Linked DNA regions of Homo sapiens: region 1 is linked to region 2. Evidence: chromatin loops called from intact Hi-C (ENCODE). Cell type or tissue: HepG2. All regions are shown on one strand. Region 1 overlaps DNAH6 (dynein axonemal heavy chain 6). Region 2 has its middle 28 kb from the start of SUCLG1.

What was found. A loop is a pair of places that touch in the nucleus more often than their neighbours do. Peaks named below come from ENCODE experiments on the same cell type or tissue, not always from the same donor. Only the 100,000 strongest peaks of a DNase experiment are listed, where the experiment ranks them.
Region 1: a loop joins it to region 2, with 3 times the contacts of the local background. A loop is called at or near these places in 11 of 110 quality-filtered maps.

The regions. Positions count from the first base shown.
Region 1 is chr2:84,610,957-84,615,956 of GRCh38, reverse strand. It overlaps DNAH6 (dynein axonemal heavy chain 6), which reads right to left. Exons shown (of 77, transcript NM_001370.2): 22 at 4,103-4,283. Among named protein-coding and RNA genes, the nearest start is that of DNAH6, 97 kb to the right of the region's middle. In HepG2, no CTCF peak of the experiment used is centred here; a DNase peak (open chromatin) is centred at 2,666.
Region 2 is chr2:84,484,502-84,489,501 of GRCh38, reverse strand. It overlaps a transcript of DNAH6 not described here. Among named protein-coding and RNA genes, the nearest start is that of SUCLG1, 28 kb to the right of the region's middle. In HepG2, no CTCF peak of the experiment used is centred here; DNase peaks (open chromatin) are centred at 1,611 and 2,841.

The DNA.
Region 1 (5,000 bases), 130 kb before region 2:
ACTTATCCAAAAAGCTCCTAGACCTGATCAATGAATTCAGCAAAGTTTCAGGATACAAAATTAATGTACTCAAATCAGTAGCTCTGCTATACACTAACAGTGACCAAGCTGAAAGTCAAATCAAGAACTCAACCCCTTTTACAATAGCTGCAAGAAAATACAATAGCTGCAAAAAAAAAATACTTAGAAATATACTTAACCAAGGAGGTAAAAGACCTCTACAAAGAAAACTACAAAACACTGCTGAAAGAAATCATACAACACAAACAAATGGAAACACATCCTATGTTCATGAATGGGTAGAATCAATATTGTGAAAATGACCATACTGCCATAAGCAATCTATAAACTCAATGCAATTGTCATAAAAATAACACCATAATTCTTCACAGAGTTAGAAAAATATAATTCTAAATTTCATATGGAACCAAAAAAAGAGCCCACATAGCCAAAGCATGACTAAGCAAAAAGAACAAATCTGGAGGCATCACATTACCTGACTTTAAACTATACTACAAGGCCATAGTCACCAAAACAGCATGGTACTGGTATAAAAATAGGCATATAGACCAATGGAACAGAATAGAGAACCTGGAAATAAAGCAAAATACTTATAGCCAACTGATCTTTGACAAAGCAAACAAAAACATAAAGTGGGAAAAGGATACCCTATTCAACAAATGGTGCTGGGATAACTGGCAAGCCACATGTAGAAGAATGAAACTGGATCCTCATCTCTCACCTAAAAATCAAATCAAGATAGATCAAAGACTTAAATCTAAGACCTGAAACCATAACAATTCTGGAAGATAATATTGGAAAAACACCTCTTGACATTGGCTTACGCAAGAACTTCATGACCAAAACCCAAAGGCAAATGCGACCAAAACTCAAAAGCAAATGCAACAAAAGAAAGATAAATAGATGGGACTTAAACTTAAAAGCTTCTGCACAGCAAAAGAAACAGCAAGCAGAGTAAACAGACAACTCACAGAGTGGGAAAAAATCTTCAGAATCTGTACATCTGGCAAAGGACTAATAGCCAGAATCTGCAAGGAACTCAAATCAGCAAGAAAAAAACAAACAATCCCTTCAAAAAGTGAGCTAAGGACATGAATAGACAATTCTCAAAAGAAGGTATACAAATGGGCTATAAACATGAAAAATGCTCAACATCACTAATGATCAGGGAAATGCAAATCAAAACCACAATGCGATACCACCCTACCCCTGCAAGAATGGCTATAATAAAAAAAATAATAGATGTTGGTGTGGATGTGGTGGAAAGGGAACACTTTTCCACTGCTGGTGGGAATGTAAACTAAGACAGCCACTATGGAAAACAGTGTGGAGAATCCTTAAAGAACTAAAAAATTGATCTACCATTTGATCCAGCAATCCCATTACTGGGTATCTACCCAGAAGAAAAGAAGTCATTATATAAAAAAGATTCTTGCACACGTAGTTTATAACAGCACAATTTGCAATTGCAAAAATATGGAACCAGCCCCAATGCACATCAATCAATGAGTGGATAAAGAAAATGTGTGTAGATATACCATGGTATACTACCTCAGCCATAAAACGGAATGAAATAATGGCATTTGCAGCAACCTGAATTGATTTGGAGACCATTATTCCAAGTGAAGTAACTCAGGAATGGAAAACCAAGCATCATATGTTCTCACTCATAAGTGGGAGCTAAGGTATGAGGACACAAAAGTGTAAGAATGATACAATGGACTTAGGCAAGTGGGGGAAAGGATGGGAGGGAGCTGAGGGATAAAAAGATAAAAGACTACGCATTGGGTACAGTACACTGTGCGGGTGGTGGGTGCACCAAAATCTCAGAAATCACCACTAAAGAACTTATTCATAGAACCATACACCACCTGTTTCCCCCAAACCTATTGAAATAAAAATAAATAAATAAATAAATAAATAAAATGGAATGGCAGTGGTATGGTCTTTTCAATAAAAAGTACTAAGTTAACTGAAAAATAACGAGATAATTTAAAGTAAAAGTAAAATATACTGTTAAGATTTTAAAAGCTTTGGCATTATTTGATAAAGGAATGCTCTATTACATTAAAATGGGGGGAATTGACTAAGAATTTTAACTATTACCTTTAATAATAATATTAAGTATTTACCAAGTATGAACAAGTATATTTGATATGAAACATATTTAGCTGGTGTATCCCACTTTTGAGGGGCTAGGAGTACAAAACCAAAGCCAAGCAGTTGCCTTCTCCTTGACTCTCCAAACCAAGCCAGTCTCTATACCTACTCATTGTCACTTTCTTACTGGTATCTTTTCTGTATCCTCTGCCATCTTTAAATGCCAAAATTGTGGTGATGGGATACTATTTCTTTATCACTAAACTACAGCTCCTTAAGGGATAAGATCCATGTCTTGATTATCTTTGTAGTTTTGGTGCTTATCATAGCAGCTGGTGTCCCCACCTGCCCAAGAATCAAATCCGCAGTCTTGATCATGGTTTCCAAGGCTCTATGTAATCAAGGACCCAGTCTGATGCCCAGTCCCCACCTAAGCACTCTTGCCTCTCTTGCTTCACCTCCTAAGCCCTTCTTCTGCATTCCACTTCAGCTCGCATTGGCTTCCTTGCAAACAATTGGGCATGTGAAGCATGCACTCACCTTGGGAGCCTTGCCTTTGATCTTCCCTCCTCCTTTAACAATGCTCCCTTTGATCACATACATGACTCATTCCCTCATTCCTGCAGGTTTCTGCTCAAAAGCCACTTTATCAAAAAAGCCTTCTGTCACAGACACACACACACACACACACTCTCTCTCTCTCTCACCAATTTACCCTACTTTATTTTTCTTCATAGCTTTATTATCCCCTGAAATGATCTATATAAGTCTCTATTCTTATCTTACATCCTTAGGAGCAGATGTATTTTTGAATCAGATTTTTTTTTCATTTCAGAAGTTATATTTTATAACAAGTCTAGTAGGGACTGGGACAGCACTCTGTAATCTAACATACTAGTTTTCCCAGCACAATGTTTCAACATGACAAGTGAGTGCAGTAGACAGAATAATGGCCCCCTAGAGATGTTCATGTCCTAATCCCCCAAACCTGTGGATATGTTAGTATACATGGAAAGGAACTTTGCAGGTGTGATTAAGTTAAGGATCATGGATGGAGAGACTGTCCTGGATTGTCTGGTGGACTGATCGATCATACATGGGCCATTATAAGCAGGAGGCGGGAAGGTCAGAGGCTGATAAGGAGATGTGATGACAGAAACAGAGGTCGGTGTCCTGAGGTTACAGGCTGGAAGAAGGCCATGAGCCAAGGAATGTGGGCTGCCTCGAAAAGACCCAAAGAATTTTCAATTCTATTATTCCATGTAACATTTCTTTTCCATTTCTGTCTTATGTCAGAGTTTTTGGGCAAAGAGTGCAGCCCAGCAAACTTCAGGGAAGCTGTCTGAGGATATTTACCAGGATGGGCCATGTGCTGCTGTTTCCTGAACAACAGGCAAGCTTGCCAAGGCTTTTACTTTAAGCATGAAGTTCAACAGCCACATATATGCACCCTGAAAGACTTTGATTCCACATCCACAGAAATGGAACTTATTCAAACACATTTCAACCTAGAGACTAGAAATGTAATAAGTGGTAATATTTTTACTAGTTTTAATGAATTCATTAAAAATAAGGTGTGGACATTTTTGTGGCTATAAATCTGTGGAGGAGCTTTAACTGAATACATCAACCGAAGGCAAATATTTGTCTCGTTGTCAAAATTCTGAGATGAAAACATTGCTGATACACGGAAGCAACATCCCCCAATCATAAAAACAGCAAAAATAGGCAGATTCTCCTTTTCCGAAACTACAAACTAAGCTGAGAGATAATAATAATAAAAAAAAGTCCAGTGTTCCGTTGACATTGCTTAGCAAGTGTGTCAAATGCAAGGATTCCTAGTCATCCATGCTGACTAGAATCAAGGGTTGAATGGACCATATGTTATTAGATTCCCAGAGAAACATTTTAGTCTGGGACTAAAGTCCCAGACTACTAAAAGATTGTAGTCTTTTTGCTTGTTTGGAATTTTGTTTCATACCTGGCTGAGTAGCGGCTCGAAGAGCATTAGGCAGCCGATTCACCTTTCTCATGATTTCTTTCCATGACTTATCCACCTGAAGGAACATCTTGGCCTCTGCAGGCAATTGCCTCTGAATGTCTGGAGCATTGAAAATACTTTCTAGGTAGAGCCAGTTTCTCTGGCAGGTCAGCCACTCTTCCTAGGAGAAAAATATGGACACTGTCAAATTTTAATTCCCCAATTAAAAACATATGGTTACAGTAAAAATCATGACACAGGGAATCACTGTATCTTTTTCCTTGAGGGTGGTGTTATGACTCCTCACAGGTCCTTTGAAATTAAATTCCTTACAAGGTCCAAGATTCACCTTAGTCTGATTTCATCCCACTGTCTACTGAGCAGAGTTCTAATGGGTCTTCCATATGGTTACCAGAATGGATCCAGAGAAACATGATTAAAATACCCACAGGAGAGATTCAGGGGGCAGCACGATGCCTACTCAAGGAAATCTGAAGGGAAGAGGAAAGTTCAGTGACCATTTTCAAACATACACAAGATTTCCACGAAAAAAAAGTTTGTTTCTTTTATCTCAACCATGTGTTCATTTTTCATTCACCTTTCTTTAAAAAAGAAAATTTTTTTAAAAAACCCTGCTCATGTCAGCATATGTAGTAAATATAGAAGACTGGAAGAAGAAAATCATGCATTCCCTCTGCTTTTAGACAATCACTGTTAATAAAATAAATCAGAAATACACGGTCAGAAATTAAATGTCTATAGACCTCACCTTTCCTCCATGCCTCCTGCTATTACTGCATGTGTGTGCCCAAAATCCATGAAAGAGTTCCTCACTTCCCACTCTAGGTTTGGGAGTAAGCCCAAATGTTACAACCACTTCCTGGTTTGTCTCAGGTCT
Region 2 (5,000 bases):
GGAAGGAACTTGTCCAAGCAAGGATCCTAAAGCCTAAGCTCCATTCAATACTTACTAAACCTGCATCTGTAGGTTTAGGTTTATCATATCATAAAAGATATGATACATATCTTTTAACTTCAAAAGTATATCATATATAAGGAATGAATTTTTTTCAGCATCACTCTGACTCCTATGTCTTTCTCAAGAAATAATGATGCCTCCCTGATTCAACAATTGAAGAATACATAATTTTCTAGTGGGAATGGGAATTACAATGTGCCCCAGGTAGCAATTATTCAATTAGATGTTGACCCTAAAGACACTCTCATGTTCTCTACCAATAACTTCCAGAAAGTAAAAAAGAAATTTAAAAGATAAAAAAGAAAGCAAAAAAGAAACTCTTACATATGCACACTGTTGAAGTTATAGGGAGGCCAATAACATACCCCACTTTTCCCTGAATGATTTCAGACCTATTTGAGAAATAGACACAGGAGCTAAGTAAATAATCTATATCATCTTTATCATTGATAAAGCTATTATGAGGGAGAGAGCTTATGGTGAGGGCTTATCTGTGCTCCCTGCCACTCATCATCTACATTCCCACCTCCAATCTATACCTAGAGGTAGCTCACCCCAAATAAAGTTTGGATCAGACGTAATGGCCCTACATCACTAATTTAATGCCTGCTATGGTAGACAGAATAATAGCTCCTAAAGATGTTTAGGTCCTCATCCTGGAATGTGTAAATGTGTAAATATGTCTCCTTACATGGCAAAAGGGACTTTCCAGATGTGATTAAAGTAAGGATCTTGAAATGGGGAGATTATCCTGGATTATTCAGGCGGGCCCAATGTAATCATAAGGGTCTACATAAGAGGGAGGAGGCAGGAAGATCAAATTAAAAAAAGAAGTGACGGCGGAAGTAGAGGTTGGAGTGGTATACTTTAAAGCTGAAAGAAGCGGCCAGGAGCCAAGGAATGTGGGTGGCCTCTAGAAATTGGAAAAAATAAAGATTCACTCCTAGAGCCTCCAGAAGGGATGCATCACTGCCAATACTTTAATTTAGATTTAACTTAATTTTAGATTTCTTTTTTTTAATTTTTTTAATTTTTTTATTTTTTTATTTTTTAATTTTTTTTATTATACTTTAAGTTTTAGGGTACATGTGCACATTGTGCAGGTTAGTTACATATGTATACATGTGCCATGCTGGTGCACTGCACCCACTAACTTTTAGATTTCTGACCTCCAGAACAGTAAGAGAATAAATTTGTGTTGTTTTAAACAACATTACCTTTGTGGTAATTTGTTACTCCCACTGTAGAAAACTAACATACCTACCTAGTATTCCCATCGTTGGGCATCTAGACCAGTTCTTATTTTCCCTTGCACATCTTTGTAAGCATGGATGAATTATTTTCTTAGGATGTTTTTTTAATGCCTAAAAACAGAGTACTCAATTTATATTCCTCAAACTGAGTACAAAAGTAGACTGGAATCCTAAGAGTGTGTCAGTTGACAAGACAGGATCTCTTTTAAAAGACAGCTTTGACATGTACAAATATCCCACTGTGTCAGGATGTCCTAGATTAGGTTGTTTGTCCCCAGGAATGTACTTTTCTCTCTACACAGTTATCCCCATAGACAGGGACTTGGTACCAGGTCCAAAGAGTATAATCAGCAATTCAGTAACAGGTTTTAAGTGCTGACCTCAGGTCTCCCGCTGACCTGGAAAGGGGCCTGCCCTTGCTCTCTGGCTTCTTCCACCAGTGGGCCCAAATATTTGTGAAATTCAAGCTGTGCTTCATTACGGGCAGACTTTAGGCCCCTATTCACAGGCAGCATTATTTGGCAAGTGTCTACAAGGGCTGCTCAAGATTTAACCACAAATCTTTCCTATATTGTCTATGACTTTAATACAAGAGATAAGTTTGAGTTCTGTCTCCTCCATCCAGGGACTGGAAATAACAAGCATTGTTGGCTCTGCAGGAATTACTTTTTGTTAGCCAGGGATACAACAGGAGCCAGACTCCATGTGGCTAGGGGGATGAATACCATTGCAGTTGCTCAAGCTGTCAGTGATAAGTTGGGTTTTCTCAACTCTTCACAGGGTTCATATTATTCTAGTCGAGGCTGTGGCCATGATAACTGTGGTGCCTGGATTTGAGGCATTCAGATAATATCCTATATTTATGTAGCAGCATCTTCTATTGTCCAGTGGAATTTCAATGCACATTGGATCCTCGAAATAGTTCTGGACCAGAGGATGGGTAGATATAAATGTTGCCACTTGGCAGATGAGAAATTTAATGCAAAGAGAAATTGTACTTTTAAAAGTCTTATGTAATCAATGCCAGGACAAAAATTTTGGGTCTCCTGATTCCCAGACCACATTTACTCTTTTTGTCTATGGTAAATGAATAAGAAAGAAAAATGCAAACCTGTGTGAAGCTAAATTTTATGTTGTCAGACCTGTGGCCGGGTTTTTCTGGGCTCCTTTGGCATCCCCAGTTGAGTCTTTGCTCTCCAGGTATCAGAGAGCCTCTTTTGCTCACCCTTGTAACCCGCCACTGAGCACTGGTCCAGACTTATAAATGATGCTAAATAAATATTTGTTGAATGAACAAGTGATTGATTGATTCTAATCATTAAACTCCTAAGCCACTGAGTCCAGGGAACACTGTATATGGTTTTGTAGAAGCAGTTTCCTCTGGCCTCCTTGTCTCTTGTCTGCTGAATGTTTTGTTCTTCTATTGCATATGTGGTGAAATAAAACTCCTTCTTTCTTGCCATGGGAAAGGCAAACAGCCATGTAGACCTGGAAGACTGCCAGGTTTGTATGGGCAATAAAGGAGGCAAGCCAGTTAGCTATTAACTAACAGAGAAAATAATTCAGCTGCTTATCACACTCTAGTCACTTGCCTTTGGAGGCCTTTTCCTGACTTTTTCCAGCCCAGAGTGGTAAGATTAAGGCCTTGGGCAATCACAGTGTACATTTGTTTTCCCTACCTTTCTCCAACTGTATCCAGGTGTCCCCAGGTTATAATAAACACCAGGCAGCTTGAGGTGGAAGAAGTCAGGCAGGCAGTCTGCAGGCTAAGGGGTGAGTAAAGCTGGAGGAGGCGGAACCTCAAGAAACTGATGACTTCAAATTTATTTGGGCACCATTTAAGGAGAGCCCCAAGCTTATTCCCCACTGGTGGCTTTTAAGGTTTTGGGGTTCTTGTATTCCATACTTAAAGTAAAGGTACAGAATTGTGAATATGTTAGCATGTGTTTTAGAAAGGTTGAGTAGTTTAAGGGTAGTGTGTGGGATAAACTAATGTTTTTCATGAGAAATGAGGCAGGAAAGGGAGTTTGAGCTGAAGCTCTGGAAGTCTCAAAAGGGTAAATGTACCAGCTAAGATAAAATATTTTCCATATTATCACACAAAGTTGATATCATTGGCAAAATCACAGTTTTAACTCCTTTTTAACAACTTAGTATCGCAAGTATTTATCCTATGAGGAATGAAGATTTTTGAACATGGGGACACATCAAATCATTTAAAACTTTTGTTTCAATTCTGCTTCTGAAAGCATGGGAATCAATTTAGGAGGTTGGAGTTTGGGGACAAGGCCAGCAATGCATCTTGTGTGCCGTGAAATATTTCCAAGTCCCACAGATGAGCAGGAATCAGTGGTTGGGGGTGTATTAGTGTGGAGAGGGTGGAAGATCCCAAAGAAATATCAATTCAGATGGGCAGACATATGTTGCACTAAGACCCACTCTTGCCGTAAAGAGATAGAGCTGGGTTGAACACTGAACTGGGCACATAATTGGCCTTTAGGAAGAGTTTGGGAGGGTGTAAATCTCCAATATTGGAGAAAAAACCAAAACCCCTCGAGCAGAAAGGATGTTTACAGCAGCACGTAGTACAGCCTCATGTAATCTTGTTGTTCTGCCCCTCTATAGGTTCCACCCACTATCCAACTTACTCATCCTAGGTCTTAATGCAGGAAGATGATGAAAACATCTAGAGTCCAGATGATGGTGCAAATCACTTCTTTACTGTCCCCATAAGGTCTTTCATTCCATCAGAGTCAGCCCTGAGTGGACACCCAAAGGCCCCAGTCTCCTTCCCTTCCTTATTCTCTCCTTTACTTTCTACCCCTCTGCCCTCCCCAGGGTTCTACCTGCATCCTGCCCCACTTCCATGCTGTGTTTGAGACAGTGAAACTCATTCCAGGCTCCCTCCTGGAAGGACAATGGTGAATAGACTAATACGCTAATTCTTAAGAGTACAGCACCTACATACAAACCCCCCATCGGATAACATTGATCACTGTCATGGCATAAATTCAACACATTATTGTTTTAAAAATTCCCCTTTCATTAGAGATTAGGATGGAGAAGAATAAAGGAGGTTAGAGAGACTCAAACTCTATTCTGTCATACTTTTACAGTTATTTAACTGCTTCTTGTGCCTTGGCCTTATCTTCTGAGTTAGACTGTTAGCAAAAGCTGAATTTTTGCCCTCTCTTGAATTTCCCGAAGCACTCAGAACAGGACTGGGTTCAGAACTCAGAATTATAGAATCTCTGGAATACAAGAAAACCTGTTGATATCATTTAGTCTGGTATTTGCAACCCTGATGCACACTTGAATAACTGGAGTGCTGTGGCAGGTAGAACAATGGCTCCCCAAAGATATCCACATTCTCATCTGTGGAATCTGTGACCATGCTGCCTTACATGGTGAAAGGGACTTGCTGATGTGACTAAACTTAAGGACCTCAAGATGAGGAGATTATATCAGATTATTCATGTAGGCCCAATCTAATTGGATGAGTCCCTAAAAGTGGAGGACCTTTCCCAGCTGTGTTCAGAGGGAGATGTGACTACAAGAGAATGGTCAGAGTGATGCAGCATTACTGGCCTTGAAGATGGAAAAAGAGGCCACAAAACCAAGGAATATGGGCAGCCTCTAGAAGCCAGAAGAGGCAAAGGAAGAAACTTTCCCCCACAACCTCCA